Regions from separate parts of the Homo sapiens genome. Here region 2 is linked to region 1. A link is a loop called in an ENCODE intact Hi-C map of the cell type or tissue named here. Cell type or tissue: ascending aorta. All regions are shown on one strand. Each heading gives the region's core, and the rest is flanking DNA. Links, peaks and the distances in the headings are about the cores only.

Evidence for each region. Hi-C counts contacts between places; a loop is a spot of excess contacts. Peaks named below come from ENCODE experiments on the same cell type or tissue, not always from the same donor. Only the 100,000 strongest peaks of a DNase experiment are listed, where the experiment ranks them.
Region 2: a loop joins it to region 1, with 2.8 times the contacts of the local background. A loop is called at or near these places in 2 of 110 quality-filtered maps.

The regions. Positions count from the first base shown.
Region 1 is chr11:95,646,279-95,649,199 of GRCh38, forward strand. No RefSeq gene overlaps it. Among named protein-coding and RNA genes, the nearest start is that of FAM76B, 140 kb to the right of the region's middle. In ascending aorta, for the core only: no CTCF peak of the experiment used is centred there; a DNase peak (open chromatin) is centred at 1,233; H3K4me3 peaks cover 640 bases; H3K27ac peaks cover 2,500 bases.
Region 2 is chr11:95,153,361-95,156,281 of GRCh38, forward strand. The region is part of intron 1 of LNCRNA-IUR (lncRNA imatinib upregulated); the gene reads left to right. Among named protein-coding and RNA genes, the nearest start is that of LNCRNA-IUR, 4.3 kb to the left of the region's middle. In ascending aorta, for the core only: a CTCF peak has its summit at 1,324 (motif pointing right); no DNase peak of the experiment used is centred there; H3K27ac peaks cover 64 bases.

The DNA.
Region 1 (2,921 bases), core at 256-2,755:
CAAGCACTAGTTATAAGCAGATTTAGAGTATAAGCATATTCAGAGAAACATACACCAATCAGAAAGGGACTGTTCAGAAAAGAAAATATTTTAAAAAAAAGATGACACAGAAGCAAATTTGGCTGTGCTCACTCAACCCCTGTCTAGAAGAGAGGGCCCCTTGGTTTGTGAAGAGTATTAGGTCTCTGTGCCAAGTGTGCACCCCTGAAAACAGATGGCTGCCTCAGTCCATCATGTTCTGATCTAACTAGACAGGCAACTTATCTAACTCTCCTGATTCTGATTACATGTCCACCATGTAACATTCTTATCACAAATGACTATAGGGAGGGAATGCACTAATCAGCAACCAAGAGCTCTTTATCTGCTTAATATACTTATATTCTCATCATAAATTCATTGATCGTTTTTCTAGTTTAATTTGAACCATGCACCATCTTTCCATCTGATTAACACTCACCCCATACGAGCTCCAGGAGCCATGGGTTCTTTGTCTTAAAGGGAAGGATTTTTGCCAACTGTTAGTTGTCTGGGAGTGGTCATAATTCTCACCAGAGCACTTGTCTTGCCCACAAAATGGTTGGGATTATTTTAGAGGCTTCTGGAACTGTCTGGGATCGTGTTTATGTGCCACTAGGTCTACTTGGTTTTGAGCTAGCTCCCATTTTTTTCTCACCAGAAACCCCAAGCCCTGCTCTTTCAAAAAACCCCGTTCTCCCATCTGCTAAGAAGCACACATTACTAAGTAAACACCAAGGAAAGAGAGACTTACTCGTGAATAGAAAATTAAAACATGAAAAAGAATGGGCTAGAAATTAAAGAGAACAGCCTAAGGAGGGCTTGTCTCATGAAGAAACAGGGAGACCAAATTACCTGAGCCCTAGTTTCTATTCCAGCTCAGCCCTGTGCAACCACCTTTGTAGCCTGGCAGAACTACTAAGGTCAGTGATGATCAAATTTTATGTGTGTCCTGGCTAATAAAAATACTAGTACTCATAACACTAGTGTTTACTTTTAATTAAATTATTTTTATCATAATGCTATTTAAATAGAAGTGCAAACATAAACCTAGGTATAAATTTCTTATGCGCACCCAACTATGAACTTACAGAACCAATATAATTCACATTACCTCTATTAATTTAATGTGACAGAGGATGTTACTTGCTGAAATAAAAATCACTCCTTTCTCTGTGACCATGGTCCTGAATGCCAGAGCAGGAATGTTTTTGGTTTGGCAGCCTATGCTACTGTGTGCTTGAGAGAACTTAATGTTCCCATCACAGTTCTTTATTTAAGTTACTGTGAAACTTTTACTCATAGCTTGCATCATGATGCCATTGGCCTTCCCTAATATATTATTTTTTTCTCTGTTCTTTTCCTTTCCACTTGAGGCCAATAAAGTTGTAAACACAAAAGCCAACTCCAACACAGAAATTATGTGGCAGTACTAAGGTAGGCATTTGATGACTTAGAATGTATTTACATTAATGTGCTAAAAGTTAAACACAAATTTAAGTTTAATTACTGTGGAGAACCTACACACGCTAGTTTAAGTAAATGGTAAATCTAGTCCCTTGACTGAGCATCATGTCAGGCTTTCACTCCCTCCTTCTAATGCACATGAAATATGTAAGACATAAAATCAATGTTTCCTTTCTGCTCTCAGCTCACAAAATGGTTGAGGCAACCTTATGCCTTTTTCTTTCATTTTGCACTCCGCAACTCTGAGCTTCTATTTGAGCAAGGTTATGTAAGTTGTCTGGGGAATATTCGTGGATCCCTCTTCTCAAGGAAAGCTGAAAACTGGAAGAGAATGAGATTTGCATCCTAGTGCCTATTCTTTAGTTTTGTAAAAGAGCAACAGCCTATCATTAATGGAGCAGAACAGCAGACAGGACTGGAAAAATTCCCCAACTGTTTATTTTTCCCTACTCATGCCTGCTAAAGCAGAACTTAAACCTCCCTTTGCATTCTACTCCATTTTCCCCTTCCCTTGGAATGTGAAGTCTACTTTTAGGATGGAAGAAAATAAACATTAAAATTTTACAAACTGGAAGCATTGGTTACAAGAGCTTCTGGCATATCTGCATCAGTTTTCCATTTAATCAAATAACTTAGGAGTGGAGTAGGGCACTAACAATGTTCCAAAAGACCAATAAGCCCTATTTCCCCAAATGCCCACTGATTAAAAATGCCACCTTTATCATATATAAATCTCCATATAAATGCAGATCAGTTGCTGAACTCCATGCTGCCACACTAATCTATCAGTCTATTCCCAGGAGCATTTAACCATTTTAAATACTATGAACAGACAGGAACTTCTAGATATGATCTCCTTGCTTTCTAATTTTTCTTTCATAATTTTTTCCCCTTTGCTCTCTACATTTTTGGAAATTTTATCATCTTCATCTTTGAGATCTATAATTTGGTCTTCAGGTCTTCTATTTAAAAATTTAGCAATCTTGATTTTTATTTATAAGAGCTGTTCTTTATTCTTCCTCCTTCATTGCAGCCTGTTTTTATTTTGAGGTGGCAATATTCTCTTAAATGTCTCTACCTATAACATTAAATGTTCTTAAAGTTCTCTTCTGTTTCCTGGGTCACTGGTTCTGATTTTTTCCTCTACCTCTAGGTTCTTTATGTTTTATCACTGCTTTTCCTCGAATATCTGGATAGTCTTAATATTTTCATTAATCTGATCTCCATTTTCTTTCAATTATTCAGAAATTCTTCTAAGTTTCTATTCATTATATCACTCTTTCTCAATTTTCAGCATTGTTATGGATGTACTGACTTCAAAGTTTCTTTTCTCTGATTATATTGAGGATTTAAGAAGACGATTCAGTTCGCCATCCTGTAATAATTTATTAATTTTTTAAAGACAAAATTCATGTCTCTTCTTTAAATAATGGTGG
Region 2 (2,921 bases), core at 321-2,820, 490 kb before region 1:
CATTATCTCATTCTGTACAGCTTGTATTACTTGATTGTATCTTCACAGTTTCTGATGCATGCAAGGCAGACACTCTCGTTCTCACTTTATTGACGAGGAAAGTAGGATTGGTGAGACAAAATAAGTCCCTGAAGCTGCATATCTAATGGTAACACCAGTGGCTGACCTGTTTGAGCACATCTGCGGCAGGCACTGTGTTAATGATTTTGCATGTGTTATCTGGCAACAACACAGCGAGGTGGGGGTTATTATCTTCACTTGCACATGAGGAAACTGAAGCATAGAGAGGGTGGTTAACTTAGCCAAGGTCCCATAGTGAGTGGTTGGAAGAGTCTGGGCCATGAAGCAGACCTGCCCATCCTGATTCAATGTTCTTTTTGCAGCCTGATAGCTCCTCTTCTTCATCCCCCTACTAGACTCCTGCCAGGGCCAAGCCTCACCACTCCTTCCCTTGACATTGGCAACATTCCTCTCTCCTTAACGTTTCTCTCCTACCAAGCCTGCTTGCTGCAGGATACAAGAGTTCAGTCACTCCTTGGGAACAACCTGCAGGTCAAAACATTTTGGCTTATTGCTTCCCCTTTCTGGAAAGTCCTTTCCCTTCCTCTCTGCCTTATGAACTCCTATGTGTTCTTCCAAACCCTGGTGAACTCCTATGTGGTTTTCCAAGTCCAATTAATATGTCACCTCTGTTGTGAAGCTTTCCCTGCTTGCACCAGACAAGAGGCATGACTTAGATCATGTGACACTTTGTTTATAGGTCTATCAAAACAAACTGACAATTTCCTGTGGGTTTGACTGATGCCCCTGTAATATTGTGATTTTTCTCTCAGGTTCTTATATTTTCATGTCTTTTTATCCAACATGCTGTTTGCTTCGTGAATACATAAATGAATGACCCATTTACAATCACTATCAAAGCAAATTTATGGATATCAAATATTCTTCTAGAGATGAGGAAATAGGCTAAAAGGAGTGATTTGCCTAAAGTCACTCAACTGATTAAATACTGGAGCTTTGCTGGGTATGATTATGCGTGCCTATAATCCCAGCTACTCAGGAAGCTAAGGTGGGGGCAGAGGGGGTGGGTGGCAATGACCGCTTGAGCTCAACAGTTTGAAGCCAGTCTGGCTAGCATAGTGAGACTCTGCCTCAAATAAATAAACATAAATAAATAACATAAATATTGCAGCATGAACTCAAGAGAGGTGAGGAGATTTTGTCTGGTGAAACTCAAGATTTCACATGCCTATTGCTTCCCTCTCTGGCATCTAGGGTCCTGGAACCCTCCTCCAAATGCTCCTGCAGGTGGCAACAGAGGCCAAGGAAAGGTGAAGCATTCTGGCAGAAGTTCTGGAGACAGATGAGAAGCTGAGCTCCCTGAGGGCAGGGGCAAGGTGACTTGAAGAAAGCCAGGCCAGAGGGAGCATTTTATGCATCCATCATTTGTAATCCAGAAAGAAAAGGTTTAGACAATTTTAGTGTAACCATTAGTCATAAAATTGACACTGAAGAAAGGAAAAAGCAATTGAAATAAAAGGACAGTAAATAACAAACTATCTTACAGGAAAAGCTACACCATGTGCCCCAAGACACCGAGCTAGAAAGTAGCAGGGGTAGTCAGTATCAGGGCCCATCGCCTCATGTTATCTGCACAGGGGGTCTCTGTCTGATGTTTGGGCACAGAGAAACAAAGTCCAGGTATAGTGCATTAGACAGGACCCAGAGGGTGTTTATGCGTGGACTGATGGCCACCTCGAGGGTCAGAGCTTCTGGCTTATTGTGTCTCCAACTCTGTCCTAATACACATTTTTACCAATGGCTTGCTGGAAAAACAGAGGAAAGGCCCGTGAATTTGCCAAGGAGAGGAAGCTCTGAGTGTTCGCGAGTGCCCATGTGGAGAACAGGGAATTGTACAAGTTCGAGCTGTGTGGGCCAATAGGGAAATGGAACAAAGGGACATTTTACCTTTGTGTTCAAAATAATTAGACAAGGACAGCATGGAAGAGACACGGCTTTAGTAATAGTGTGTGTTGAAAAGAATGGGGCTGGGACATTTATTACAACAACCGACATTTGTGCAGCATTTATGAGGCATTTTCATTACTCCTTATGACACATTAGAAGTGGTAATGGGGAAACCAAGGCTGGGAGTATCTTGTGTAATTAAGCAGCAGAGCTGTAGTGTGAATTGTGTCTCTGTAACCCTGGGGTTACTTCTCTTCTTTTGTTCCCCATCTCTAACCAAGCTGCATGCTCCGCTCGTTCTTTTTTTGTGAATGTCTCTCACCTCCAATGCAGCCATCCATCCTGTTAAAGGAGTGGATTATCCATGTCTTTCTGAGACTATTGTACAACCTCCTCATTTAATCTCATTTCTCTTTCCTCCCATTAATTTTATATATGCCACATGAGCCGGATTACCAGATTTAGCAAAAAGCAAAAACAAAACGCCAAGATACTCAGTTACATTGTTACATTTGAATTTTAAAAATGAATAATTTTTATTATATGGGACATATATTAAAAATTATTTGTTGTTTATCTGAAATTCAAATTTAACTGTGCATTCTGTATTTTATATGGCAACCCTGATAATCATGAAATACCATTTCCATCATTCCAAAAATATCCATTAGTTCCCTGTTACCTGAAGGACAGGGGCCTCAATCTCGAATTTTTACAGGTAGGTAACATAAACATACAAATTAAGTGACTGGGTAAGTGGAGCCTGAAGCTAAATTCAAAATTGAGGAGCAAATGTTCCCTGACCCCAGACATTCCAGTTCAGACTTTAAACATATATAATCAACTCCAATAAAAGCAAAAAAGAAACACACACACACACACACACACACACACTCACACTCACACATCCATAGCCATCAGTGAGTCTGGCTTCTAATCTGAAACCTGGGCTA